Linked DNA regions of Mus musculus: all the other regions are linked to region 1. The links are chromatin loops, found by intact Hi-C in ENCODE. Cell type or tissue: heart. All regions are shown on one strand.

Region 1 (5,000 bases):
TTTCTTTCTTTCTTTCTTTCTTTCTTTCTTTTTCTTTCCTCTTTCTTTCTTTCTTGTTTTGTTACCAAGTAATGTTGGCTCTGCAAAATGAGCTTGGTAGTGTTGAATGGTAGTATTTTAGTAGACAGATGAGTCCTAGAGGGACTAGGGTAGCAAAATCAAGCAGAAATAAAGTGTGAGATACAAATATAAGCCATTTGTAAAAAAAAATATTCTATCATGATTATTTGTATAATAATTGCCTAGTAGCCATATTTTCAAAAAGTAGCATAAGATTAACTTTTAAAAGGCACTTTATTCAAGCACATATTTGCAACCAATTACAACATAAACTTAGGATCTGTGTAAAAATTGCTGGAGATGTCCCATAGTGTTTTCGGGGCAGTCTGTTCTCAGTGCACCAGTAGCTATATTTTGAATGTTCTGTCGTTATACATGCTACCATCATGGACTGCAAAGTTCAAGGAATAGTACCTATCATAGTGTCACTAAGTCTGGATCACCTTACACTTCAACATTGCTACAACCTACCCATCACACCCTTAGGGAAATACCAGCATTATTCCATTTCACAGAAGATAGCAATATAAAAAAAGAGGTTAACCCCTTGAAAGTCCTGAGTGCACCCAGACGTAGTACGTTTCTGTAACTGTGCTGGACACATACCAGAGGGGATCGTGCACATAAACAGTATGGGTGTGAATGTACAGTTTAGGAAGAAACTGAAAAGACGCTGAAGTCTCCAGAGTCCCCAACAGTTTACCAGGGACTGGACTTGGAGGTTTGGAGGGGGCAAACAAGGAAAGCCCCCAAACAATGGCACAAACACTTTCCTTTTCTGTAAGCTGCTCCCCAACAGCAAACTGCAAAGGGGTACTGCAGATGACCCCTGAAGGGCACCTGGGGCATAGATATTTCACTTCTGTTGCAGAAGACCTCCATCTGAAGCAGCCCCTAGATAGGGTCTCTTTGACCAGCCTGGCAAAGTGGATTTCCCTCGTTTTGCAGACTCTTTATTGTCATTCTCTAAAAGTATTAGGAGAAGAGAGATGGGTGTAACAAAATTAACAGTAATTCAAGACCTGAAAGGGGACAGTGGGAGTTCCAAATCTGTCTCTATTAAGATCCTTCTGACGATGACTCCTCCTCCTTTTCCTCCTCCTCCTCCTCCTCCACTTAAGCTTCTCCCAGTTTAGCAGCCAGGAAGGCTAGTGAAAAAGACTGTTTACACAGCACTGCAGAAAGCTATTCTCATGCTCTGAGCAGGGTACTGCTCTTCTGGACAGGGTTACATTATGCGGAGCTTGTCAGCTCCAAGTGCAAAGACGCTTGGCCCTCTTTTGTTTATTTCTTGCTAGGTGATCCCTCACTGGATTCCACTGGGACTTTTGCGTCTTTCTCCGCTACATTTTCCTCATCAGCAGAGCTCATCAGGAAAACCCCCTACTCAGCGGGCTTCCGTGGGAATTCAATGCTCTCTGCCTTTGATGATTCCGAATTCTATGGGACAAACTACACTACCTCGGAGTCAGGTTTTATGCCACCCAGTTTAACCTTGCAGAACCGGTTTTTCAAGTCAAGGCACACCGAGTAATCAAAAGGCAGGACCAGCTGCATCTCCGATATTTGTCTAATTCTTTTCTGTTTTTCCTTTCCTTTCCTTTCCTTTCCTTTCCTTTCCTTTCCTTTCCTTTCCTTTCCTTTCCTTTCCTTTCCTTTTATTTTCTTTCTGTTCCCTTCTCTTCTCTTCTCTTCTCTTCTCTTCTCTTCTCTTCTCTTCTCTTCTCTTCTCTTTGGGGATGGGCATGGCTACCTTGCCACAGCCTAGGCTCTATACAGTCCTCTGCCACGTGCTTAAGAGCTGTTCAACACTAATGATGCGATCAAGTTTTCTGCCAAATTCTAGAACCAAAGGGAGAGACAAGAAAGAAAATTTCATCAACCGCCCCCAGAATCCATTCCCTGAGGCATTCTGCTGTCCTTATCAGCCAGTCTCGAGTCGCTAGCGACCCCAAGTGGCCAATTTAAAATAACAGTCCCATCATCGACCTCTTCGTTGCTACCACACACCCCTTCATTTTACAGAAAAGAAACACACTTCGAGGTTTTTATACTCCCAAATCTGGATAGAATTTTAAAACTGCAAAGATTGAAGAGTCGCTAATGCCACCTGGACTAGCCACCTCATTTTACCTTATTTTATTTTTGTAATTTGATCAAATTCAAGACTAAGACCTCACACCAGGTAGGTAAAGCTCACACCAGGAAGTTAAACACTAAGCAATGTCCCCAGACCTATCTTATGTCATAGGAAGCAGAGATTCAGACAGGTAAAAGTGTGTTCCATAGGTCACAGAGCACATTAGAGTCAATTTTAGGAATAGAAGAAATGGCTCCCAGAGACTTCATGCTTCTAGATCTTGGTTTCCTAACCAAGAGAAGAAGTCTTTTGTTTCTCCAAACCCCAAAAGAAGAGCTGTTAGGAGACAGCATGCTTTAACAGAGTCAAATTTCAGCCACATACACTCCTAATACACGCACATCCTCTCTTTTCCCTTCTACACTCACAACTGACCAGGAAACATGAAATTGAGTCCTGGCCAAAGAGTCAGGAGGACACTATATTTGGTAAACACAGACAAGAGTCTTATTCTTAGGGGCTGGCCTTTGAGTTAAGGGACAATTTAGATTAGATTTCTACCCTCATAACAGCACAGAGCAGACATTATTGTTCCTATTTTGCAAATAGGAAAACTAGAGCTCATGGGCATGAAGTTGCTTGTCTATAGTCAGGCAATGACTAAATTGTAAAACTTATTTGCATAGTTTTATTTATTAATGTCTCAATTTACCAGCCATCAAATGGCATAATAAAGTCAGTATCTAGAGTAAGAAGATATTAGTGTTCCAAGGGGTCCTTTGTAGAGACTGTCTTCAAACAAAATAAATACACAAGATAAAAATGACTGGTGTCACTTTCAGCAGGAAGACAGGACATAAAGTGAGGGATGGGTTTGCCATCCCACAGTCACACCTCTGACCCATAATTGTTCCTGTCTGAAAGAATTACAGGGATGGACATGGAGAGGAGCCTGAGGAAAAGAAGGTCCAGCGACAGGCCCAAAGTGGGATCCAGCTCAAGGGGAAGTCCCAAAGCCTGACACTATTACTGAGGCTATGGAGCGCTCACAAAAAGGAACCCATTATGACTGCCCTCTGAAAGACCCAACAAGCAGCTGAAAGAGTCAGATGTAGATATTTGCACCCAACCAATGAACAGAAGCAGCTGACCCCATTATTGAATTAGGGAAGGCTGAAAGAAGTTGAGGAGAAGGGTGATCCTGTAGGAGGACCAGCAGTCTCAATTAATTTGGTCCCCCAAGATCTCTCAAACACTGGACCACCAAACAGGCAGCATACAACAGCTGATATGAGGCCCCCAACACACATACAGTAGAGGCCTTCCAGGTCTGTATTCATTCAGAGATGATGCACTTAACCCTCAAGAATCTGGAGGCCCCTTGCCGGGCAGTGGTGGCACATGCCTTTAATCCCAGCACTTGGGAGGCAGAGGCAGGCGGATTTCTGAGTTCGAGGCCAGCCTGGTCTCCAGAGTGAGTTCCAGGACAGCCAGGGCTACACAGAGAAACCCTGTCTCGAAACCCCCTCCCAAAAAAATAATAATAATCTGGAGGTCCCAGGGAGTTTAAAGGTAAGGTGGGGTGGGGGTGGGAGCATACACATGGAGACAGGGTGTGGGGAGGAGGTGTGGGATGTGGAACAGTTGGAGGGTGAATGAGAGAGGGATAAAATATGGAGTGTACCCAAGGAGCTAAAGGGATCTTCAACCCTATAGGTGGAACAACATTATGAACTAACCAGTACCCCTGAGCTCTTGACTCTAGCTGCATATGTATCAAAAGATGGCCTAGTCGGCCATCACTGGAAAGAGAGGCCCATTGGACACGCAGACTTTGTGTGCCCCGGTACAGGGGGACGCCAGGGCCAAAGGGGGGGAGTGGGTGGGTAGGGGAGTGGGGGTGGGTGGGTAAGGGGGACTTTTGGTATAGCATTGGAAATGTAAATGAGCTAAATACCTAATAAAAAATGGAAAAAAATAAATAAATAAATAAAAACAAAAAACAAAACAAAAAAAAATATGGAGTGTAAAAAATAAATTAATTTAAAAAATGACTGGTGTCTTCCTGCATACATAGGATCAACACCCTACATCTACACATGCAAGTTGGTATGGATCACAATCTCAGGGAGGATGACTGGATCTGAAATGAACATGAATGAACTCTTTTTTATTGTGACTATTGCCTGAGCAACACAGTGCAGAAACCGACTACACTGTAGTTACACAGTAAGAGTAACAAGTGACTTAGAGGTGAGTTTAAATATATGGGAAGATGTGGGTGGTGACAAACATTGCACAATCTACAGATATGAATATCCACAGGGATCCTATCACTAACACCCTATGAATATACAAGGTGGATATACTGGGACAACAGAAGATGAACACCCATGCATCTAAATCGGGATTCCCTCAGTGTTTGCAGCATTAGGTCCTATTTCTATCTGTTTCTCTCTGTAACATGAGTTCTGGGGTTTGTTTCATTTAGGTTTGGTAGTCAGCATTGCCAAATTGCTATTGTTCAAACCATAGTCTGGTTCTTTTATTTTAAAAATATTTATGCATGTGTACTGAGGAGGGGGAGGTGAGTGCAGTGCCAAGGAAGGCTTCAGATCCCCTGAGATGGAATTACAGACCACCTGGCATGGGAACTGGGAATCCAACTCTGGCCTTCTACAAGCACAGTTTGTGCTGTTACCTACTGACCTGTATCTCTCAGGTACCTCAAAATGTGCTTCTTAGCTCAGGACCCTCTTCAGGAGAGAAGCAGAAATGAATCATTCAAACTTTGTCCCCAAACCACTTAAGGAGAGCCCTGGGGTCTCTATAAATTTTAAACATGGCACTCTAGACTAAA
Region 2 (5,000 bases), 120 kb after region 1:
ATATTAAAGAAAAAATACCTGTATCTCACCAATGCCCCCCCTTTAAAAAAAAAGTACTCATTTGTCTTGAGGAACAACACAGGAATCATTAGATGACAAGACAAATTAGTCATTTCCTTTAAAAATTATCTTCCTGTTTGAGAAGACAACTGACAAATAAATTGTGATTACTTGAAATTAATTGTTTGGAAAATGTTTTCTTACCAATGATAAACTACATACTCTTAGATGGTTTGGAAAAAAAATATGCCTGCCACTCTAAACTTAGTAACTCCTAATACTTGGTTTTGAAAATAATATCGGTGGTAACATGAAGGAAAGTAGTTTGCTTGTTGTATAAAGAAACAAAGCAGCATTGCAATATCTGAACAACTCAATGAACCAGTATTTTCCAAATGGCCAATAAATGGCATCACAGTCATTCATGGGCAAAAACAGAGTCAAAATACCAAACAGACTATGGATTTTAGTTTCAGAGTGGTTGCTGTATTTGCCTACTTTCTATTTAAGGAAATAGCTTGTACCAGCTGGTTTTACTTTTTAATAAAGTGTATTTTATTTTATTTATTTTTAATGTATTTTATGTATATGAGTACTCATCTGCATGTACATCTGCTTGCCAGAAGATGACACTGGACAGTTGTGAGCTGCCATCTGGGTGCTGGGAATTGAACTCAGGACCTTCAGAAGATCGGTGGATGCTCTTAACCACTAGATCAGCTCTCCAACCCGCAAACCAACTTCATAAAGAGAAGAGTCTGGTTTCACTTACAGCTCTGGGAGGTCCCAAGGGCACAGCTCCTACATCTTCTCAATCCCACCTTGCTCTGACAAATTCCTCAAGGTGGGTGGCAGAACACATGAACGATGAAGATAAAACCCAAAAGAGGAATGCAGAGAGATTCCTGGTCATCTTCAGTTTTCATCTTGAGCAGTCCCTCCAGGACAGCAGCATGCCCTCGCGAACAGCTCTCCATCTTCCACATTCCCACACTGGAAACCAAGCTTCCAGCACAAGGATCTCCTGTTGACAGTCTCTCGGCTATAAAGCCTCACTACTGACCTGGTAGATTCTACCACTGTGGCCTTGTGCTTGACCTGAAACACAATGGGGGTCAGGGGAGGTAGGGGGCCACAATCAGAACAAAACTACCACTAGTTGAGGTTTGATGCAGCATCAAAGAAGCACCCCACACTTACTTAAAGGGTTATAAACATCCTCCTCCATTTATCGCTACGAATCTGGGAGGAGCTGGGGATTTCTGAGCTACATGACCTATCCCAGCAGAGGAGGAATAGGATATGAGAGCCGTGCAAAGGTCTTCATCAGGTATAAAGACCTTTGCAAAAATGACTGTCTCATCTCTTCTCACTAACGCCTTGTGTGTTGAAAATGTAGATTTTTTTTTCCCAATGTTGTAATGTAATAGGTTTCGCCCCTTTAAGGAATCAGCTTTAAAACGTCTTTCAAATGTCTTACTTCTACTTCCCTGTATAACAAATATCAATAAATACAACCTACCAGAAGCACTTTGGGGTCTTTAAGGATATAAATGGACCCCAAGGTAAGTATTTGAGAGTCATTTATTGTATTCTGACTGTGTGAGTCACGAATCTAAGGAGACGAAATTTGTATAGGAACCAGAGCAGGGCAAGTTTGACACTAAAGCTTATTAACCGCAAGAGAGTAACTATAACGATGTAAAGTGAATGTAAAATGAATGCTAAATATTACTCTAAGGCCAAGGGAAAGTACTCAAGGAAGGACAAATTTGGAAGTAGGATTCTTCCTCAAAGCAAGGATTCGGATACGATTAAAACATGCGGGGTTGGGCTCTTCAGATTGCAGAAGATCCTTGAAATGCCAGACAAAGCCTGATCCTCCGTGTTGAGGTAAATAGAAAATCCCTCTAAAGAGTGAGCCTGAGGGCTGAGCTCTACAGTTGAGAGCACTGTGGGGCTGAGCGCTTGGAGTCAAGTAACAGCACCGCGAGCCGCTCCTTTCTCCTGCAATGTTCCTCCTGCGCCCTCTACTGACGAAGCTGGAGTTTGCCGCAAAGGAGAAATACTTTATGTTTCCTTTATGCTTCAGGAAAAGGTGAGTATGCAGCTGAGAGATTATAAATAAGAACAGCAATCTGGGGGTGGGTGGAGGGAGGCAGGGAACCACATATAAGCCTCCTAGCATATAGTACACCTACTAATATTTCCAAAACTGTTCCATGGAATCATAGTTTAAGAAACTGATCTTTGTATGGTGCAAACGGTTGGTTTTCAGCCTCCTGTCTTACATGCACCCATTATTACGAGATTCCAAAGTCCACGCGTTAAGAAGCACATCTGGAAAGGACCACCACATCAGGAAGACTGCCAAGAGCCAAGTCCATGGTGTTACAGGAGAGTTAAATCTGAAGTATTTCTTGTTATAGTGCAGAAAGCCAGAGGGATCGATGACTCAATAAGGGCAATTCAGAAAAAATACATCAACAAAATGTTGCATTCAGAGACAATACTATGAAGATTTCCCTGTTAGTCCAGACCTCTCATTATGTGGGTTTTGAAATGCCCAGATTTCATGCACCTCCTAGGCTAGTGTATCTGTGGCATGGAGCACAATGTCCTAAAGTTTCAGAAACAAGGCCAGTTGCTTTTCAGAGCTCACAGAAAACTCTCAAGGTCTTGGTTGTCCTTCAAGTAATAGTAAATAGGCTCGAGTGCCTATTTACCCAAATCAAGATAGATCTCTGCTTCCTCGGGACTCTGCATCTTTCATCTTTTTTCATCCCCGGAGCTAACTTATTTTGTCTATGTGGTCCTTTTCCCCGCAGACAGTGAGCACCTCAAGGGCAGGAAGCAAGCCTCATTCATCTTTGTCCCGAGAGCCACGCACAATGGATTGACGTGAACGTCCCGAGAGCCACGCACAATGGATGGACGTGAACTAGTCTCCCACCTGTATTGGTTGACCCAAATATGTTAACATTAAGTGAAAGTGAATCTTGCACTTATTCCCGGCTTGCAGGAGGGCGGGCTAACACACTTAGCTGGGTTTTGCCGTGAGCAGTCTTCGAGGCATTTTGAAAATGGTGGTCTTCAGGGCAATCACTTTGAAAGAGGCAGAGTGTTCAGAATTTGTGGATCTGGAATGCACGAATATAACTAATTCAAAACCCTGAAAAATAAGCAGGCATTATTTTATACAGCACTTCTGATATCACTTGCCTAAATGTGATGTTGCTCTTTTCTCCATCCTCATATCTCGTATCTCTTATCTGAGTCTTGATCATCCATCATTTAAGACAGTACTATCTGGTACAACCTAAAGATCATCAGTAGCATGTAGATTGCCAAGCTTATTTTAAACCTTCTCTAAAAGTAGCTGGTTATGATCAACTGGCTTAAAAGGCTTGAACGTGTGTGTGTGTGTGTGTGTGTGTGTGTGTGTGTGTGTGTGTGTGTGTGTGTGTTACACAAACATACATTCAAAAGTTCTCAGGTTTCAATATGAATTTATTTCTCATGATTGAAAAGTCCTCCGCACATAAGAGCAGCTCTCCAGGGCGACTACAGTGCACGTGACTCCGTGATTAATGCGACACTCACATTGAGACTCAGACTTCTCAAGACAAACTTGAATGGAGTGGGAATATCGTGTCTTTGTACCCTGTGCCTGGGCTCTGAACTGGCATTGCAGAAGCCATAGCACTATGGCAGAATCAGACACATACATATACCTCTTTCTTGCTCCAAGGATTCTGGGAAACACATTCCTCACTGGGTTGGTGAGCTCTGATGTCCACTTAGAAAGCATCACAGGGGCTTTATCAGTTAGCCACATACAGCAATTCTCCCATCAGCCCACTCCCCTGGAAAAGCCACCCAGGACATGCACATAACAGAAACAACAGGTGGAAGAGACTGCTTGCTGCTTCCACTGAAAGTAAACCTGAGCAGAGACCTAGTGCAGGTTCCCTGCATGCCCTGGAAGCAGAAACCCCTTCACCTTTCTCACCCATGACCTTATTATTATTATTATTATTTATTTTTAAAAGATGTATTTATTTTTTGTTTGTGGGCACACCTGAATATATATCTGGATCAGATGGTTGACCACTGAGGATCTCTCCAGATCCTCTTCTCTTCTCTTCTCTTCTCTTCTCTTCTTTTTTTTCTTTCTTCAATTAGCTTACTAGGTAACTGATTTTTCATGGCATTTTCATAAGAACTTAGTTTTGGTTGACTCTCCTCCCACCCATTCTTCCATTTCTATACTCCGGTCCCTGCTTAGACTTCCCTTCCCAGGACTTCCCTTTCTACACTCCAACTGCATGTGTTCTAGTACCCTTCTCATCAGCTCCCTTAAAGGCTCTCTTCTCCTCTCATGCATTCCTTTCTACTTGCCTGGCCGCCCACTCACTTGAGCAAAGATACGAACATACACAATTGAGAAGCTGCACACACAAGAGAGAGAGAGAGAGAATGCACTCACCTTATTTATGTGAATGCTTGTTTGTTGAACACATGTGTTCCAATATGGTTGAAAGTATTAATAATTTCATGACATCTGACCTGGAAGGATGTCTTAACCAGAAAACAAAACAAAAGTTAACCCTGAAAGGTTTCAGCATTCTCAAAAAAAAAAAAAAAAAAATCAGAACACCATCTAGGAATGGAGTCATGTGTGAAGAAGAATCTTGAGTGCTGGTGAGAACATCCCAAGAAAACAAGAGTCTTGTGACCTCTGTTTCTTCAAAGCACAGACTTGTTCTTGGAATGTGTTTTCATGCTGCTCCTGGTGAGTCGGATAGGAGTGAGCTTATTTCAGATTACTCACTATTGCTTGCTGTTGTTAATCAATTAAAATGCTAACTATCCTTTATATGCCTCTATGCACAAACAGGCTCCTGCTGCCTGTGGCTTGTCCTTGTGTTGTATACAGCTTGAACTAATGAGAACTGTACTTATGTGGTTTCTCTTAAACCTCTGGGTATAAATTGCCG
Region 3 (5,000 bases), 800 kb before region 1:
GCCAGGTCCTTTTATGCAGCCAATATCCTTGACATTCTGCTACTTAATTATGGTAATTAATTTAGGTAAAGTTTTCGATAAAAACAATGTTCACACTGATTTGACAATTTGCATAGCTAATTAAGTCATTAGCAAAAACCTGCTGATTGCCAACAAGCCCTGAATTTACCATCTGTTATTTCATGGTGCCTGTCACCTATCTCTACACAGCCAACCCTGCTACCAATCTGGGCAGTAAAGAGAACCAGGCCATCCAGCTGGTACCATAAAAGAAAGATGAAGAGCAAGCTAATTATAATTACTCCAACGGAGCTGGTAGTCATCAGGGGTGGGGGCAAGCAAGAAGAATCCAAGTAATCACTCTTTTAAATACAAATTGTCCTTCCATGCAAACAAGAAAGCCACCTACTGTAGCCGGGAGCTCCAGTAGAAGCCACAGCTGGAAAAGCCCAGGCCCAGAGTCGGGATAGGGATAGACACCCAAGACAGAATTCCAGCTTCTCTGTTCAAAGGGAGGATTATACTGGGATGACCCAGGTGTGGGACAGGCTATCTATCAGATAGATTCTTCCGAGTAGTTCAGGGCCTGAAGTGGGCAAATTGTTCTCAGCAACCATTTAGGAAGCGAGGGGCGCGGGGGCGGGGGGGGGGGGGAAGACTTGCTAGCCCAGCTGCATAGGAGGGATAGGTGTGCAGTCCTTCACAGGGACCTATTCCAGTAAAATGTTTGACCACTGGACATTTTTAAAACCCTGGGGAGCTTTTTCTACTGTCTGGAGAAGAGAGCAACATGGATACTAATTAAATACAAACTAGAACTCTGAAGGAGTCCATTGAACAAACCCTGTATTAATTCCCACCTGGTCTATTCTGGGAGGAAAAACTTCGTTTCAATTAGTCCTTCCCTGCCCCCTTCTTTATTTGGATGAGATGATAAACAGCTATCCACACTATATTTTCTGACTAGTCCTTCTCATGAACTGGTAAAATTGGTTTTAAGGAGAAATGGCGCAGATGGAGTAAATGTATAATATGTGAGCTTCACTAACTCAGCAGTAAATGGACTAGTAACGGTACTAGTATGGCCGGATACTGAACCGATGCTTCCAAGAAAGTGCTTACTAGGCAACGAAGAGCCAGAAGTGACACTGACATGTAAGAATCCTCACGAGGACTCTTACGATGAGATGCAAAAATAGACTGTCTTTCTGAGGGGGAAGAGGGACCACGTGATTTTAGATGGACTGTAGACACCACACAGACTTGTGAACATTATTCAGTTTGCCGAGAGGCCATCATCTCACTCACTGGAGTTTGAGGATAAAAAGTGTCACTTAGGTACAGGCAATTAAAAGGCTTTACTTGTGGCGAAGAAGAGAAGGAAGTAGAAAGAGTAGGGAAAGAAAGATTGGCTGCACACAGCATTCGGTTAATGGATGCGCTTGGCTAGGGAGGCTTTGGGGGAACATGCATTGAGTGTCAGCTGGCAGGAGCAGGCCATCCAACAAACCATGTGGGTCTGTGTTAGTACTGTGATTCCAAGGCCATCGGGAGAAGCTGAAAGAGGGTAAAGAAGTGAAGGGTGGTTTGAAAAGCAGAGGAGAGATGTCACAAGTAGTCAAATTAAGTGTGACTTGAGAAGGAAAGTCCCCAGCACTGCAGATGTGTTCTCTGCATTAGAAAACAACATTCATGCAAGAAAAACAATAGGCATGTAGTGGTTTGCATCACTCTAGTGGGGCTCTGGTGGAGGCTTGTGATGTGTGGAGGACAGCTCTGCCACACCCCCACACTAGCATTTGCTGGAAAAGATACCCAGGCATCTTTACTAAGTTTATGAGAGATGCTATCTATATTGGCTTTATTGGCTATTTTAAAAGTATTTTAATTAGAAACATAATTCTCTGTATGTGTGTGCGTGTGTGTGTGTGTGTATAACCACAGACACATGAATTAGTTGATTGATAGGGGCCTAGCTATAAGAACCCTAAGAATTTTAAACTTTATGTGCATGTCAATACTTAAGGCCACTTAAAGAGTTATATGAACATTTCTATTTGGTTCTTTTCATACCTTTACAAAAGGGCAGGGATGCTCTGCTCTGACTATCTCTATTTGTTACCTTCAAGGAAAATTAAGTAGAGATGTGTTGTATAGTCCGGCTGCTGCTAGCCAGGGGGTGTGAAATGTAAATCCCCACCCCCATGTCCTGGAAATCCCAGTTAAGTGTGGGAGTGAATTTCCTTCCCATCTCCATCCTTTGTGACCCACTTAGGGGCACAGGAATGCATCTGAGAGTAGCCCACGTACCCTTGCTCCCCATGAAGCTGACCTCTGCTCCTGAGCTGGGAGCTTCGAGGTACCTTTTCCCACTTAACACCTTCTCACTAATCCCCCGTGCAAGGACCACCAACCTCTGAGGAGGACTGGAAGTGACTCCTTTCAGGGCCCCTCAATGCTTCTCCTTAAATTGGCCAGAAGGGGTCACTGCTGTTGAATGACACAGGTCTCCATCCCTCCCAGGGTTGAGGCTGCAGTTCGGGATGGCTCCTAGCCCCTGCTCATGAAGTGAGAAGCAGAATCCAAGGATTAAACCCTATTCCTGGCCACACACACACACACACACACACACACACACACACACACACACACTCACATACACATGTATGCACACATACACTGTTGTTGCAGAATCTATGCAGGCCAGGGCTATGGTCATTGGGCAGGCGTCTGATGCCTGCAGATTATTTCTATTCAAACAATAAGATGATGCTGATTCAGTAAAATATGGTTAAAAAGCTGTGGTCACTATTAAATTCCATTGAACTTGAAGACACTTAAGAATCTGTACATTTTCATAGCTTGCTTCTCTTCCTTGCTTCTCTTGGTCATCTGCAAGTTCTATTTAATGTAAATACCTTAAGATGCTTGGTACAGCGGCATTCATCTTTCTATTTAGTGTTGCCTTGGTCACATAAAATCCACACTCACGCAAATTTTCCCAATGCAGCAATCCTCTACTCAAAAGCTCGTATTGGTTTAGAGGAAAGCAGGATTACGGAATAGAAAACCTAGGTTTCTTAAAATTGAAATAACTCCACTCAGACCAGGAGTGCCAAAATATATGAGGTACTCTTTTACTCTCAACTTTTAAACCCTTGGCAGACATCACTAATGGATGCCCTACAAACACTACCTGTCAAGAATTCTTCTCAACACGATGCTCTGTGTATCTGGCAACAAAGAGGAAACTTCTCGGTCATGCCCAAGTTAGTCAGTGAGCTCCTTAATGACAAAGCCTCCTGGCCTTGTTTTTAAAATAATTTTAAATCTCAGAATTGCTAGTGCTTTTCATAGCATAGTAGGAGCTTAGAGAAAGCTAGTGGAACTGACCTAAATTCCTTCAATATCCATACTTTTGAGTAATACCCTGGTTCCAGAATTCTCTGATATCCGTTTTGCTTGTTTGGTCGAGGAACCTAACAAAACCCAGGGCTAGAGGAATACATGGGCTACTTGTATGGACATTTTCTGTTTATTTGTTTTAGACTGGGCCACTTTTCCCATTCTCCAGTCACATTCTTGCTTAAGCAGGGACACAATTCTTTGGTGCCTTAATAAATAAATGCTGACATCAGGTACTCTCTTCTGACCTTCCCTCTCTGACCATCAAATATGATGAGTACAAAGGTCTGTTCAGGAAATAGGACTGCTTGGAAACTTGTTGCATTACATGAGGATAATAATTCCTAGCAGTCTCAGAATTTAAATGATCCCCTTTATGTCTGGTGGCTATTATTTCTACTATCCCTGTTTCTCTAATACAGGGAAAATGGAAACCATGCCCCAATTTGTGGAAGACAGGAAGAATTCCATAGACTCAGAGAACCCTTGAGCACTGGGTTTCTTCAGTCTAAAGAGACTGACCAATAAGAAATGGGCTGAAGGGCAGATTAGAGAGGCACATTGGCAAGTGGGGAGTTTCCAGATAAAGTTTACTCTTGAGGACAGAGGTGAAGTAGGATCAGAAAGAGGTTGGTGAGGACAAAAGATAGAGGGTGGAAAGGGCAAGGAAGACAGAGTAGGGGAGAGGTCATAGTGTCTAGAAGTCATAGTGTCAAGAAAGGGTCAGGATTCAACAGAGTCAAATGCCTGGTGACAATCATGAGCATGGGCAGAGGAGCCACAAGGAATCATGGCAGATGGTGACAGCAGGTGTTTGTAAGGACAGAAGTATTTGAAAGTGACAGTTTAACCCTGCAGTGAGAATTTGGAAGCAGAAAAGGCCATGGTTCAGTTTGAAAAGAAGCAACCATTGGTGAAGAAGGCCGTGCAGTCTACTCTCTTCGGACACTACCTTCAACACTCAGTTTTAAATATACAGCATGCTTCTCCCCCTTACCCTCAAGTAGCCTTTGTCTAGGTCCAGAAATAAAAGCAAGAGGTCAAGGGTAAAAAGAAGTGGGATCAAACCAGAGGCTGGCTCTTCATGGACTAATGATGTATCAGACAAAAGTTTACAGAGCTATATATACTTCTAGTGGCTGCAAGCTAATTACCTGGCTCTTAAATAAGAGGGGAGGCCCATGCTGGGAAGACCTCGGCAAATTACAGTATGGGGCCAGAGCTCAGGAGACCAGTTTCCAGGGGCATACTGGGTCTCCAAGGCTGCCGCTGAGAGGCCTTAATATGCCAGGAGGCATGCTGCTAAGTGATGCTTTAATTAAACCTTGAGTGCCATATCTCCTGTCAGTGACTCTGATGGCTTTTTAATTCAGGTCCCATCACAGCACGGACTCTTAATATGCCCTCCTAATTCTTCGTTTGCAGGGGACGTTACCATGGCAGGGTTCTTACCTCTTGGCCCATCCTACCCTTTCCTTACCGCACCCCCTCCTCCCAGCTCCAAACTACCCAGAACCTATCCTTTTCGTTCAGAGAGAAATCCCAGTCCCCCTGAGTTGGGTGAAGAGGAAAGGCAAGGCTTCAGGCCTAAAAGC
Region 4 (5,000 bases), 1.0 Mb before region 1:
AACATGCCCAGTGCAATAAAAATATTTAGTGTTTATGATTTTAATCAGCAAGGCCGATTCAGCAAAATCAACAAATTAAAATATGATAGTGTTGGGGTTGGAGGGATGCCTCAGCAGTTAAGAGCATGTGTCGCTCTTGCAGAGGACCCAGGTCTAATTCTCAGCAATCACATGGTGGCTCATCTGTATCTCCAGTCCTAGAGGATAGGATCCCCTCTTCAGACTCCTATGGGCACCAGGCAGGCTTGTAGTACACATGCAAATATGCTGGCAAAACACTCATACTCACCTTGTTCTCTGGTGTCTTGAGTTGGTGCCTTTTATAACAAGGCACTTAGAAATAATTTCCGTCATGGCAGTGGAAGGACATCTGAAAGGCGATTGTCTCTCAGATCACCAAATGTAAATGACACAGTTGATTTTTTTCAACTGGGACCCCTTGGTTTTCAACATGCATCTTTTCCCATCCCAGCCACAGCCTGATTGTCTGCCTTGCTTCTCCCTGAGATGTTTGGCTTCTGTAGTAAGGATGGTTTCTTATTCTTCCTCTCTCCTCTCTCCCAGAACTCCCTATGACACTCTCCATTCACAAGACACAGGTAATGGCCCTCTGAATCACATTCCCCCCCCCCCTTTAATTCAGGTCCACATCTAAGACCCAATGATGAGAAGACTAGATTCTGGGTTATTTAGGCATATAGATTTTCAGATATTAAGTTGAAGACATATTACTTTAAACTGTAATGCTTAGCAAATCTAAACTCCTCCTCCCATTACCCCTTGAACATAGTATTACAGTGAAGATAAGCATTGGAAAGACTAAAATACTTCTCTCTGGTTATCTGCATCTAGCAGCAAGCCAATCTCTTTACTAGTGCTTTTATAGTATATTTGTTTTAGTTTTTTAGACAGTGTATTTGAAGAACAAATATTGGAACAACCAAAATATAGAACTATAGTTATATTCTCAAAACATTCTAATTTGCCCATGTGTCTAAAATTGCGAATTATAAGACTTTCCTCCAGAGAAGTTGGGTATTTGATAAAGCAAGGCACACAAGGCTACATTTTTTTTTAATGATGCTTTTTTCTTTGGCCTTATAACTACTGTAAACACCTTGATTATTGGGATGTCTTTCAATATAGTATAAATAAAAGTTTTCCCACTGGCATAATGGTGACGTGGATGTTATGGGGGAAACAGATTGCTTTCAACTGAATTGAAGATGAACAGAAGGAGACATGACTGGTACTGCAAATCTAGCCCAACGGTGCATTGTGGAGAAGCTTACAGGTCCCAAGAGGGAACCTACTATTATTATTCTACTAAGTGGACATAGAATCAAATTGCACCCTAAATGAACATCTCTCTACCTGTAGATTCACGTAACTCTCAGACCTCACCATAGAAGTTTCTTTGTGCAGTGGATGCTGGCTGATGAAGAAAGTCACACTGGTTGGGGCGCAGAAGTGCTCAATCTCAATAAGACATCTGTATCACAACCCCTCCTAAAGGTTCAGGCTCAGCCACACATTAAGACATCTGCATCATAGCTCCTCTTAAAGGTGCAGGCTCAGTCACAGTGAGACATCAGTACCACAGCCCCTACCAAAGGTGCAGGGACTATCACTGAAGACAGCAAGTGAAAAAGACTGTAGAAGCCAGTATTGGAAGAGAACTGGAACAAAATAAAATCCTGCTTTCTGGGTATTGCCAGGGCTGTGGTACTCACTCTGTGTACAGCCACCTGCACTGAATCATGCCAAACAGTAGTCTAGCTTGCAAGTAAGTAGGAAGTAAAAAAGGGTTCATGAGTCCTTGCTCTTAACTGAGGAGCTACAGGCTCATTATCAAAACAAAACAAAACAAAACAAAACAAAACAGCCCAACCCCAAACAAGAGGACATAAAATTGGGGGGGGGGGGGAGGGAGGTGAGGGTAGATCTGTGAAGAGTTAGAGGGAGGACATGGGGGTGAATACAATCAAAATAATCTTTATGAACTTCCCAAAGAATTAATAAATATATTTTAAAATATAAATTTTTATAAAACTTTCCAAATATAAAATATATTCAGAGCAATTAATCCTTATAGTGAATATTTAAATAAATGACTGATGTTAAACCTTTTATATAAAAAAATCTTCTGATTGACTGCACAATGACATTTTAAAGCTCCTGTAATTTGATAGAGAAGAATATTTGATATTATTCTCGAGTGCAAAGAGCACAAAGTCAATATGTTTCTGCACGGATGCTGTTGCTAGGATCCTGTTTAAATATCAAACTGTCTTTCCTTCCTATGAAATTCTGTGACATTCAACATAAATCGATGTAAACATTTATTCTTTGCATCTCTAAGCTATACATCTCACCATAAAGTAACTTAGAACATTTCTGAAATCTTTTATTGAAGGATTGATATTGCAATGTTGAATATCTAGGCATGTATAGTTCAAGTTTTTCTTCCCAGTACCATATTCTTATTTTTTAATAGAACTATTAACTGGCATCCTTCCTCCAGAAATGAACACATTTTGACATTGAACAAGGCAGTTGAAATGGAAAAAAATGCACTTTAAAAAGTATAAAACTTGGGGGCTGGAGAGATGGCTCAGTGGTTAAGAGCACCGACTGTTCTTCCAGAGGTCCTGAGTTCAAAACCACATGGTGGCTCACAACCATCTGTAACAAGATCTGGCTCCCTCTTCTGGAGTGTCTGAAGACAGCTACAGTGTACTTATATATATTAAATAAATAAATCTTTAAAAAAAGTGTAAAACTTTTAAATAACCAAGGAGTGATAATTATAAAAATTAACATCACAAAATAAATTATAAATCAGCCCTCCTAACCTAATTATATTCTTTAAGATGCTTACAAAACAACAGAACCACAACTGTGTCCGGTTGTGGTTTGAAAACACAATGTTCCCTAAATGCTTAGGTGTTTGAATACTTGGTTCCTAGCTGACGATGGGCCTTGAAGTGGGGTCTAGCTGGAGGAGGTAGGACACTGGTAGTAGCTAAGCCATCAGGTTTCTTTGCTTAGCTTGGCTCCCTGTTTTCTCTTTTATTTTTTTCTGACTGCAGACACAATGTAACTGTCTTCTCCTTGTCCTCTTTCCACACCTTCTCCTCTATGATGAGCTGTAGCCCTTTGAACTGTTAACTGACATAGGACCTTGTCCCTTAAGTTGTTTCTTGTTCGTATTAGATATTTGAACACAGCAGTGAGAGTGTACTGCTAAGGCACACACACCTCAACTCTCTATAGCACACTTCTGGACGAAGCATTTTGGTCAGGAGAGGTGATTTCCGTGAGAAAGATTGGCAGTGCCAAACCAGCACAACATACACTCATGTGCACATACACTGGAGAGATAAAGAGAGAGGGGGAGGGAGAGGGGGGTACAGGAGAAACTTAGCTGAAACATGAAGAATGGAAATATGCTTAGATTTCTGGTCCTAATGATAGCAGAGAGCCTTCAGAAGTTTGCCTGAACAGGGGCTTCCACGGAACTTTGGACTGAAGTCTGAGGCCTCACTTTGAGACAGAATCTAAACAGACTAAGTGATACAACTTCTATGTGATACAACTACCACAATCTCGGACTACCTGGGACATGTTCTCTCCCTCTCCCTCTCCCTCTCCCTCCCCCTCCCCCTCCCTCTCCCTTTCCCCTCCCTCTCCCTTTCCCCTCCCCCTCCCTCCCCCCTCTCCCCTCCCCCTCCCTCCCCCCTCTCTCTCCCCTCCCCCTCCCTCCTCTCTCTGTCCTCCTTCCATTCCCTCTTTCCTGATTCCATCTACCCTTTGCTTACACATCGAGAGTCCTCACCTCTTTCTTCTCAGAAACTAGGCTGATGATATCTTCTCTCCCCTAGGCATTAGTGACCAGCTGTATTTCAAGGCTACACCGTTCTTCTTATCCACCAATTCACATACCCAGCTGTGCAATGGTCCTCTCTATTTAGGCAAGTTCCTAACCTTAGAGTACTGTTTTCTTTTAAAACTGCTCCCCCTTTGATGTTTCTTACTTCTGTAACTGACTCAGTTCTTCAGGCCAGAAATATGCAATCATCTTTCCTTCCTTATCCAAACTTGTAAGTATCCATCAAACTGATAGTGCCCACCCCCGCCAGCATCCCCACAGTCTGCACTATCCCCGTCTCTACCTATGGATGCTCACAGTCCTTTCCGTCTTGTTTCTTGACTTCTGCCATCCGTCCTACATTAACTTCCTCAGGGCTGCTATATAAATTCTGCAATCTGAGTGGCCTTAAGCAGTAGAAATTTAGTCTATCATAGGTCTGGAGGCCAGCAATCTAAAATCAAGGCATCTTCATGGCCACATACTCTCTGAAGCACCCAGGGAGGTGTTTTTCTTTCCTCTGCTCAGGTTTAGTGGCCTCAGGCGTTATTTGGCTTATGGTTGCATCTCTCTATCACCCTGATGTCTGCCTGCATCATGGCAAGGCTGGGTATTTACTTTTTGTTTCTGGGTGTTTCTGCTGCATTAGGGGGTCTCATCTAATTTTTACTCTTTAAAAAACTTTAAGATTCTATATGTGTCCCAGTGTGAGTCTGTGTACGGGAAGGCAGGTGCCCTTGGAAGTTAGCGGTATCAGATCTCCCTGGAGCCGGAGTTATAGACAGGTGTTAGTCTCCTTATAGGAGTGTCTGGGGACATGGAAGAACAGTACATGCTCTTCACCACTGAGCCATCTCTCCATCTTTTTATAAAGACGTCAGTATGATTGGATATTAACCCATTCTACTTGAATATGACCAAATCTGCACTCGATTACATTGCCTTCTCAAATAAGATCATATTCTAAGACATTAACTGAACAAGTCTTTTCATGGGAAACTATTTAACAATGCATCCTTTCCATGACCATTGCTTCTTCTGCAAACTAAGAGTTACAATTCAGTAAAGTGGGTGGGACAGGAAGAAATACAGAGAGAACATAACGGTGTGGAGAGTCAGGTGTGTGCTG
Region 5 (5,000 bases), 980 kb before region 1:
GCGAGTGTGGTGTGTGTGTATTTATTGCCTGGTAGGAAATCTTCAGAGGAGGTGTTGTCACTTGGAGTTCTGGGTAAAATGTGTTTTTAGTGGACCCTTATAGAAGGGAACAGGCTGGGGTTGTGCCTTAGGGGGTCCACAGGAGGGAAGAAAGCAGGAAGTTCTACCAGATTCTGTTTGGTTCCATGGGAACCCGGGCAAAGAGTAAGGAGATGCCACATCGGGTGCTGGGGATGAGACTGGGCATTGGATGTGGAGGGGAGGAGGGAGAGTGAAGAACTTAAGCCTGCCCACCTGATTTGATGACTTTCTTGCTTCTCTGTTAGACTTGGCAGGCAGGATCCCAGACAACGCCTGCTGGTGTTGGGGGCCGAGATAGCAGGACCAGTGGAGAAAAAAGTTAGTGGAGAAGATTTTCATGATCTATTGGATATCGGGGTGGAGTAGAAGGGAGGATGCAGCAGGAGGCTTGCTGTAGAGATGGAGTGAAACTGGAGAGCTGGGAATGAAAGAGAGGAGGAAGAGGAAGAGAGAGAGGGGGTGGGAGAGATTGGTGAAGATCTGTAGTTAGTCTGCCTGCTTCTCTGGCTTGAGTGGCCTGCAGGTTCCCAAGGAATACCTGCTAGAGTTGGGGGTTGGGATAAAGCATTAGGTGTGAGGCAGTTTGGAGGGGAAGGTGTGTGTGATATACTGGAGACAGGGTAGAAGAGCAGGGGAGAGGGAGGCTGCAGCAGGCTGTCTGCAGCCAAGCTATAGATGAGACAGGAGAATTGGATTTGAAGGAGTGGAGGCAGAGGTGAAGATGAGCAGTTCCTTGTTTTCAAATGCTAACTCTAATCTCTCTGAATTTGATTTTCGCTGGATACCAGGACAGTGCAGATGTAATTAATAAAGATGAGGTTGTACTGGACAATGTGGGCTGCTGTCATATGGAGTCTTGGTACTTCTCTAAGAGAAGGAATAGGCTGTATACCTGGTGGTGGCATAGTCCTAACCTGAGCACTTATATGACTGAGTCTAGGGCCAGCCTGGGCTACCTAGTGAGGTTGTCTTTTAAAAAGAAACCACAAACAAAGGTTTAAATTTTATGATTGAAAAGGAAAGAAAAAGTGAAATTAATGAAACGTTTTAATAATTGTACAAAATCTTACTCGCCAGCTTTAGCAATATTAACAAGCTGTATACAATCTGAAGTGTTTCTTTATATCAGTCATAATAAACTTGACCATAAAATGGAAGATGGAGAACATCCTAGTCACAGTAAGTCATATTTAAGATCTACTTAAACAGAGGGCATGTAAGAACTTCTGTACCTGGTCCTGAGGATGGAGCCTGGGTCCTCACACGTGTTAAGCTGTATCCCTTATCTACATTAGAGCTTTACAGAGAGCACCCTAAAGCTTTAGGAAGGAAATAGACAAAGACTTGAAAATGTGAATATGATATTGCTATCATGAGGCGAATGCAAAAACTATAATGGCTTCAACTTAATAAAACTTGTAAGTTAATTCAGATTCAAAAAAGTTCAAGATGATTTGTTGCTAGTTAACACACATTTTCCAATTAGTGGCTAATGTTAAAAGTCCATGGATAGTTAAATTAACTTTTAAAGAGAGCAGCACATAAGGGGGATTCTTGAGTAGATACGAAGGGTCTCTATGGAGCCCTGAACACTCAGTCCAGGCTGTCACAGCACTGTTCACCTATAGCAACAAAGTTTTGAGTTATGAGAGAGAATTCACGTACACTAAGGGGCTCAATATCTGACAGAAGCGGCAAGACTCACTAGTGGGTACAGACAGATCTTGAGAAGTGGATACTGGGGAAAGAGCTTATACGATTCAAAAAGTGGAGCAAGAACGCTATCTCAGACCACAAGCAAAGGGAGGATTGTTTTCATTATCAGAAACCATACTGTGAATCATAAAAGTAGGCGTTAGCGAAAACAATAGACTTTTAAAAATGGAATTCAAAACGCAGTGAGCAGCATGTTAATAATACACAACAAACTGCTGTGAACCAGCAAGCAAAAGGTAAGAAAATAGACTCAATCAAAAGATTCAAGGAAGAGACCTGAAAAACAAGAACAGCCCAATCATTTAATATAACATATATATATATAAAGACAATATCTCAAGGTATAGCCCTGCTAGCCAGGAACTTGCCATATAAACCAGGCTTGTCCAATACCCACAGAGATCTTTCTACTTCTGCTTCCTGGGTGTTGTGATTAAAGGTGTGTGCCATTATGGCCAGTTTTTTTTTTTTTTTTTAATGTGTGTGTGTGTGTGTGTGTGTGTGTGTGTGTGTATGTATGTATGCCTGAGTGTCTGCATATGCGTCACCGGTGTGCAATGCTCAAAGAAAGTGGAAGAGTCTGGAATATAAAAATCTGTAGAGAGGAGAAGAAACAGGAAGCATGGGATGATAAAGCAAGGAGCACACCTCAGGAGTTACATAAAGCAGATTTGGTGATGGGAGCTAGAAAGAACCAGTTAAGAAGAAAGAAAGAAAACATCATAAATGTTTTAAAGCAAAGAGAAGAAAATTATCCAACAAGTGGGGTGACTGGCAGCCATGCTTAGGGAAGATCAGGACGCCAGGAGCTCCTGTACTTTGCCAAGGGGGCTCACCTGCCCAGGATCAGAAGGTCGGCTTGATTTACGATGAAAACGGGCTCTGTTTAAGAACAGGCCACAAGATGGCGCTGTGAGCCAGTAAGAATATTCACCCATTCCAGGAGCCCACCAGTGTTTACCTTTTCATGGCTTTCTTTATTCTTTGCTAATATACTGCAGCCGGATCGCAGGCAATGTTTGTCTATTAAAAATGTTGGCATTTGGAAATAACATTCCCAATCTTCATGATTCCTGCTTACTTTTCGTATAATCCTCAGGAGACGTTGGAAAAACCTTCCTTCTAATCCCCGTTCTAACACAGGAAGCCAGCTCTAATTCCTAATTTACTAAAAGCACTCATAAAACTGTGTAGAGTCACTGCTGGCATTTGCTAGTCCTTGTGGACTTCCAGGTGGGAAAATATAGGGGGATATAAAGAGAAGGAGAGGAGAAGGGTCTAAGACTGGTCAGGAAAGCCAAGAATACAAGCCACGATCACAGAACACAGGAACGAAGGAGTGGGAATATCCATATAAGGACTGTGTTTCTTGCAGGGTAAAACAAACAAACAAACAAACAAACAAGCAAGCAAACAAACAAACAACTTGTTACCCGGAAGTCTGTAGTCACTGAACTTTTCACAGAAACCTGCACTATCTAATGTTGTCACGCATGAAGAACAGCAGATGGTTTAAAGGAGCCATCAAAAACCGATGATTGAAAACGCCAATTTTGATCACAGGAAGTCAGATATGGTTTAAAGGGCATTTGGCACCTAAGGTGCTCTGCTTTCTTCTGCATCCCTTTTGATTTCCTGAAGTCTCCTGTGTGTCAGTGGTATAAGCAACCCCACAACACACCAGGACAGAGAGACACAGACAGACTCAGAGAAACGTTGAAGGCTACAAAGCAAGTCACAAGTGCAATGGCAGGTGACTAGGGTTTTATCTGCAAAATGGGGTCAAGACACCCACCACTGTAGAGACATACTAAACGTTACCACACAGCCAATGCAGAGTCAGTAAATGCTGGCAAGGCTAATTATTTGGTAACAGTATCTTCTTCTAATAATGTATATGTTGAGTCTTCGGTTGCAGCAACAAAGGTTAATTTTTAATGTAACCAATAACGATCTGATAAATCACTTTCCTGATTTCAACAAATTCATTGTCCATTGTCTTTGTTGAGAAAACAATTGCATGAGCACAGCATAGCTTCAGTACTAGCAGAAAGCATAACGTGGCTGGGGGAATGATGGAGAGTCTTACAGACCCACCTTGGGTCCATAGAGCCAGGGAAAATGGGTACCTTTGGCTGACAATCCTTGTCAGAGAAGATACAATTATCCGAGGAGAATACCAGAGTGTTACTTTAGAATTTTATTGCCAGCCCTAGAAAGATCCAAATGCTCGTTCATAAGAAGTTCCTAGGATGAAGGAAACCTGGAATAGCACTTAGACAATCTTTGTGGGTTGTTCTTTAGGATACTATGTGCCAGACACTGTTACATTTCTTCATTTGTCTCTCCTTAGAGCCATAGCTTGTTAGATTCTTGCTTTCTCTTTTAAAAATATTATGATCATCATCATTATTGTATTGATGTGACCAATCTGCTGTGACCAATACTCAAGAGAACAATTTAAAAGGAGAAAAGATTTTTGTCTCAAAGTTTCAGAGAGCTCACTCCATGGTGATCTGGCTCCATTGGATTTGGGCTGTGGTGGGAAAGAGAATCATGGTAGAAGACTATGGAGAAGCAGAGCTGTTCAGCTCATGGTAGTCAGAAAGGGGAGAGGAAATTGGTGGGTGGTAGAGGGAGAGACAGAGAGAGAGAGATAAAACAGAAAGGTGCTAGTGGGCTTCTTCTACCTTATCCTTTTTGTCTGTGCTGGTGATCAAACCCAAGATCTCACACACCACAGGCAGGCATTTTATCGCTGAGCCCCAGCCCTTCTTGTTCTTTCATTCTATTTAGGCCTTCAGCCCAGTGGATGGTGCTATCAACATTCAGGGCTGACACTCCTTCCTTGGCTAATCATCTTTGGAAATGTTCTTATCCCACTCCACTCCTCCTTATCAACAGCAGAGATGTTTTCAACTGTGCTACTCAATAAAATCACATTGAAGATCAAGGTTAACCATCACCTCTTTGAAGGAAGTGGAACCACTGTCTAAGGTAAGGAGGCAGGTCGCCGAGGCATGCTGGACCAGAGTGTCAGGACAGAATAGAAATCTCTATACCTATACCTATATATATACCTATATTTATAGGTATATACCTATACTTATAGGTATAGCTATAGGTATGCAGGCGTGTGTGTGTGTGTGTGTGTGTGTGTGTGTGTGTGTGTGTGTGTATTGAATCAAGAGAGTTAATCTCAG
Region 6 (5,000 bases), 800 kb before region 1:
AAGATCGAATTAAATGAAAGGACAAAATTATTTAGGGTGACCTTAGACTTTTCTAGATTCCTTTGGGTGCACACATATCAGAATACCTACGATCACAAAGTCTGCGACTTGGAACAAGCCATCCATCACACATGAGGGCGACAGTGACGCGAATGTTGGCATGTGCCTGCCCCTGTAAAATGTGTGGTTGCCTTAGGAGAGACATGTGTGCAGTCCCTAAGTTTTAGCTTCTGTTTGACTTCCTTACTCTTCCTTTTCCTTTATATCAGCCCTTACCTTCATCATCTCCCTTAGATACTTTCTGTTTGATGCTTGTTATCTTCTCCTTATGGCTAATGCCTGCCCCATCCTTGAAGGCATAGCGAAGGATGCCCCACACATCTCCCTGTGTAAACTGCAGTGTGCTGTTCCTCTTGCAATTAGAACTTTCTGCTTCACAGACTTATGTAGCCTTCACGGTCCTCTGCTTCCAAGGCTCTTTTCCATGAGGTCATAGTGTCTTGGAATGCCTCCGTGTCCCAGTGAACAGATGCATTTAAGGAATAGTGCTTATAAGACCTTTCCAGACTCAAAGGGTAGTCTAAGGAGTGTCCATTAGGTCTGACTACTGAAAACACAGACTTGGGTGCTCAGCCCCTTCTCACGGACTGTGCACATGTTGCCCTTAATCCACATTTAAAACCCTCATACCTTCATATGGCTCTATAATTTCCCATGGGAGTTTCAGGTCCTCTGCTTCACAGAATCTGGACGTTCCAGTGGAAAACACTACTCTGTCATGTTTCCAGTTTCTGTCTGTTTTTTTCTCACTTCCTCCTCCTTCCCAAGTTCCCTCCCCAGATCTAAGAAGGATCACAATGAATGTTACCTAGAAAGATTTTACTGGTTAATGACAGATTTGTGAAATTCATTAACCCTAAGTAAGGGTCTTTTGTAAACTTCTTTTAGTTTTGTTGGAAGAAGGAAGATTTTGAAGGCTGAGTAACACATATACAACATCCAGCACAGAAGTGAGACAGGTTTCTTCCTTGGCCCATGGGAATCCAACATTATAGATACTGCAATACAACCTGCAATCACTGGCTAGCTCTTCAATCTATAGGACCTTCCTATTTATTTTATGTCCCCTTTGAAATCTAAAATGCCAGGAAGAAGAAATCAACAAACAGGACAGAATTCTCTTGAAGCTAATTCTGTGTTTCAACGTGGCGAGGGCTGTATGTGTGGGCATTTCCCTAGAAGGAACCTTTCCCAAGACTCAAAGGATACACAGAGCGCACGCTGTGGACAGTGCCTCCATGGTCTCTACTGGCAGACCTGAGAGCCAATCACCGCACAGGGCAGAGACAGATCACACTGAAGCTCAGAGATGTTTGCAGTCATATTATGGCAAGAAAAACTTTCAGAAATCCCAGTGACTGGGAAACATTTTTTTGAACACACACACAAATACACACACACACACATACACATGCACACACACACTCTTGCAGGACACAGAGAGAGAGCTTGCACAAAAGCTTTTATTTTCTTCAGTCCATTTCTGTTTCTTCTACATGCAATCCTGATGACTGTAAAAGACACAGGTGACTGGGACCAGCTGGGGAGTCTCAGGATGGAGTGTGACTGTCATCAGGTGTGTCTCCTTGGACATGCAGCTGGATAGCACTGGGTTTTCAATTTCATCTGGAAAGTGGATACCCACCCACCTTGTATGGTGAGAATCTGAGGTAAGGTGTGTCACACGCAAGCACTCGGTGTGGCGAGTATTAGGACATGATTGTTAGGAAGCACAACACACACAGTGAACACCACAACCTCATTTCTTGACATCAACACACATTCACTCAGCTTTCAGGACTTGGGCTTTTGTTGGGGACACAAAATATGAGAATGCCCTTCTGCCCTCCAAGAACATACTGTCCCCTTAGGAATGATTTAAACAGATTAAGAAATCTACCCTGGGTTCACAGTTCAAGTGTCTCAGGAAATCACCTTCTTTTGACAAAACTGTTTTTCATTACATGACAGGCTGGATGACAAAAACGACCTGCTTGAACCCAGAAAGGGTGACCAACATTAAGCAGGGTATGGATTGGGGGAGCTACACTTACCACAAGAACTTTGAACTCATTTTTTTTTCTTTTGCTTTTTGTTTTGTGTGTGTGTGTGTGTGTGTGTGTGTGTGCGTGCGTGTGTGTTTAGTATTGCCTCTCCTTTCTGGATATTGGTAGCTATTTCTTTTTCCGAAGCTAATCCTTACCATCTCTTTCTTCCACTTTAATATGAAAATATCTTTCTATCATTGTAACCCATCCCAAAGGAGATTGCATCTTTGCATGCTAATCAAGAATCTTCACAGTCATTTTTAACATTGGAGAGGTCCCGGGCTGGAGATGCGCAGCCCCACCCCTTTATTCATGTATGCAAATGAGCTATCCTGTCTGCGGAGCCTATGCTGGTTTTGCTGGGCTGTGTGCTGTAGGTGGCAGAACTAACTCAGATAAGAGCTGGTCTCCTGAGCAGCTAGGCATCACAATCTGGAAACAGCAAAGCCTTGCAACTGTTACAACAGAGTCAGGAAGATTAGGGAAGTAGGTTTCTGTTGGTCCCAACCAACTCTTGGAGCGGCGATCCTTGCTCTTTCTGATGTCTCAGAATCTCTTGAGAATCTGGTTTGGAAGTTGTTCAAGCCACCACAGTCTCATATGACTCTAGGTAAACATTCCTTTTTTCTTATAATAACTGTAAGCCAGACCTCAATGGCTTGTTTTTTTCTATACTGCAAGTGTGTGTGCGCACGCGCGCGCACACACACACACACACACATACACACACACAACATAATAATACAAGTCCATTGACTTGGAAGAACAATTTTATAGCAAAGTTGTGCCTGCCACCAAGTTCCCAGTGCATGAAAAGAAAGGTGGCAATCTGTATGTCGGTAGTATCTGCAACCTCTGCAACAGCATGTACGGAGGTTTGTAGTTTAATTTTGTCTCCTTCTGTGGCACTGTAGAATATCACCTGGTATCCGGGTAGCTGTGGAAAGGGTAGGGTCATCAAGTTCCAAGAGGAGCCTGTGCCTTGACTACACTTGAATATGAAACATTTCAACATGTGTGGGCTGCCCAGGTCAGTTAGGTCCCTTGGGAAGGTGAGGTCTCTTCCTCAAAAGGTGCCACTGTGCAGATTTAATGAGAGTGTAGGCTAGGCTTGCGCTGCACCATTCTAGTCTGACTTCCTGGGATCCTGACAAGGGGGATTTGCTGAATGAACGGATGCGTGGATGGATGGGTCAGATAGTGAAGCCAGATTAACAGCAAGGAGTCATTTGTCAGTAGCAGACAAATCAGGCACAGTCCCGTGGGCTTAGAAGTGATCAATCTATCCATCCAATAAATGACTGATTGCTTCTTCGGCGCAGAATGCTTGACCCAAATGCATATGTGTGGGCTGACTGGGCAGGGAGGCTTGGGTAAGTCTCAAGATTTCTGCAATTTCATATTAACAGAGAGCCTAGAAAATGTGGACAGCACGCTGCCTCTCTTTGTTTCCCTTTCATCTGATAGTTCTCTCGGAGGAGGACTCTGATTACCTTCAGCTGCACATACAGGCTCATCTGCTGCAGTTCATCTACAGAGTTGAACAAATAAGTGGCACTTGTCGGTGTTAGCCTTGAGCTACAGTAAAGCTGGTATCCTGAAGTCGGCATGTGGTTATCCCCATCTGCCACCAACAATCAAATTCTATCCTTTTTGAATAACACCTCATTGTGAATCATCTACACTTCTTTTTAACATCTACTTTTGGGCTATGTATGTATATAGTGTGTGTGTGTGTGTGTGTCTGTCTGTCTGTATGTCTATGAGTGAGTGCAGGTGTATTCTCTCTGGGATTGATGCGACAGAAGACAACCTCAGATATAGGTCCTCACCTCCCATTTTTGTTTGAAGCATGATCTCTCTGTTATTGGTTGTCCAGTATACCATGTCAGCTGATTTATGAGCTTGCCCCTTCCCCGAGTTTCAACATAAGAACATTAGACTTCTAATTAATTAATTAATTAACTAACTAACTAACTAGTGTGTCTATGTGTTGTGAGCCACTGAACTTGTGTTGAGGTCAGAAGATAACTTGTTGTTGGTTTTATCCTTTTATTATCTATGTTCTGGGTGATTAGGCTTGGTTGGAAGCAATTTACCCATCATTGACCTATCTCACTGGCCCCACATTGAGCACTTCTATGTGCATTCTAGGGATTCATAGTCGAGTCTTTCCATTTGTATGGCAAGGGAGTTACCCACTGAGCCAGCTCCCTAGCTCTTATCTACTTTTTATATCCAGGACTTTGCAAGGATTCAGGTGGACACCTTGCTCACATCTCTGCTTAGGCCTTTTCCCTTATTTATATCCCTTCCTCTCTTCCATCCAGCCATCAAACCAGGATGTTGAGAATCAATGTTCTATGTGCCAGATCTGGCCATCTTGTCTTCCAAAACCCCCTTTTATGTACAATAACAAAGATGAACAGGTGGACCAAATTCCTATGATGCACAAACCCAAAGCCATTTGTTATTTGCCCTTCTGGAATGTATGTTGACTCTTATTCCAAACACTGCTAGTCTAAGGAGGAAGACAGCAAATGACTCGTCATGCTCTCATGGCCGTGTAAAAGCAGAAGCAGACAGCCACTCAATTCATTGCTTCTTTCATTGACAACGATTTGTTTTTAGAAACAAAAAAAAGTCAGATGAACTAGACAAGGCATCTAGTGACGCAGTTGATTTGTGATGAAAACATCCCTTTCCCTATCACTGCTGTGGACCAGTAGGGATTTGTTGTTGAGCCTAGCTCTGCTCTGAAAACTGCACTCGACTCATGTCATTCTGAACTTTTAATATTGTCGAAGGTCCAACTCAAATCCCACCTGTATCTGGGATCTCGACACTGCAAGGGTCTCGTTTGCCTCTGTGACTCTTATTATTAATCTCTAT

What was found. A loop is a pair of places that touch in the nucleus more often than their neighbours do. Peaks named below come from ENCODE experiments on the same cell type or tissue, not always from the same donor. Only the 100,000 strongest peaks of a DNase experiment are listed, where the experiment ranks them.
Region 2: it touches region 1 in a loop (3-fold over the local background); 9 of 42 quality-filtered maps call a loop at or near these places.
Region 3: it touches region 1 in a loop (7-fold over the local background); 11 of 42 quality-filtered maps call a loop at or near these places.
Region 4: a loop joins it to region 1, with 4 times the contacts of the local background. A loop is called at or near these places in 9 of 42 quality-filtered maps.
Region 5: it touches region 1 in a loop (8-fold over the local background); 18 of 42 quality-filtered maps call a loop at or near these places.
Region 6: it touches region 1 in a loop (3-fold over the local background); 12 of 42 quality-filtered maps call a loop at or near these places.

The regions. Positions count from the first base shown.
Region 1 is chr5:45,276,825-45,281,824 of GRCm38, forward strand. All of the region lies in intron 4 of D5Ertd615e (DNA segment, Chr 5, ERATO Doi 615, expressed), which reads right to left. Among named protein-coding and RNA genes, the nearest start is that of Gm46912, 120 kb to the left of the region's middle. In heart, a CTCF peak has its summit at 2,013 (motif pointing left); a DNase peak (open chromatin) is centred at 1,987; H3K4me3 peaks cover 951 bases; H3K27ac peaks cover 910 bases.
Region 2 is chr5:45,400,837-45,405,836 of GRCm38, forward strand. All of the region lies in intron 1 of D5Ertd615e (DNA segment, Chr 5, ERATO Doi 615, expressed), which reads right to left. Among named protein-coding and RNA genes, the nearest start is that of D5Ertd615e, 21 kb to the right of the region's middle. In heart, a CTCF peak has its summit at 2,035 (motif pointing left); no DNase peak of the experiment used is centred here; H3K27me3 peaks cover 480 bases.
Region 3 is chr5:44,474,079-44,479,078 of GRCm38, forward strand. The region is part of intron 7 of Ldb2 (LIM domain binding 2); the gene reads right to left. Among named protein-coding and RNA genes, the nearest start is that of Gm40297, 46 kb to the left of the region's middle. In heart, a CTCF peak has its summit at 2,473 (motif pointing right); no DNase peak of the experiment used is centred here.
Region 4 is chr5:44,277,109-44,282,108 of GRCm38, forward strand. No RefSeq gene overlaps it. Among named protein-coding and RNA genes, the nearest start is that of Gm40296, 27 kb to the right of the region's middle. In heart, a CTCF peak has its summit at 2,756 (motif pointing left); no DNase peak of the experiment used is centred here.
Region 5 is chr5:44,301,678-44,306,677 of GRCm38, forward strand. It overlaps Gm40296 (a long non-coding RNA gene), which reads left to right and starts at 4,620. Exons shown (of 4, transcript XR_868403.3): 1 at 4,620-4,794. In heart, a CTCF peak has its summit at 2,708 (motif pointing right); no DNase peak of the experiment used is centred here; H3K27me3 peaks cover 857 bases.
Region 6 is chr5:44,481,152-44,486,151 of GRCm38, forward strand. The region is part of intron 5 of Ldb2 (LIM domain binding 2); the gene reads right to left. Among named protein-coding and RNA genes, the nearest start is that of Gm40297, 53 kb to the left of the region's middle. In heart, a CTCF peak has its summit at 2,473; no DNase peak of the experiment used is centred here.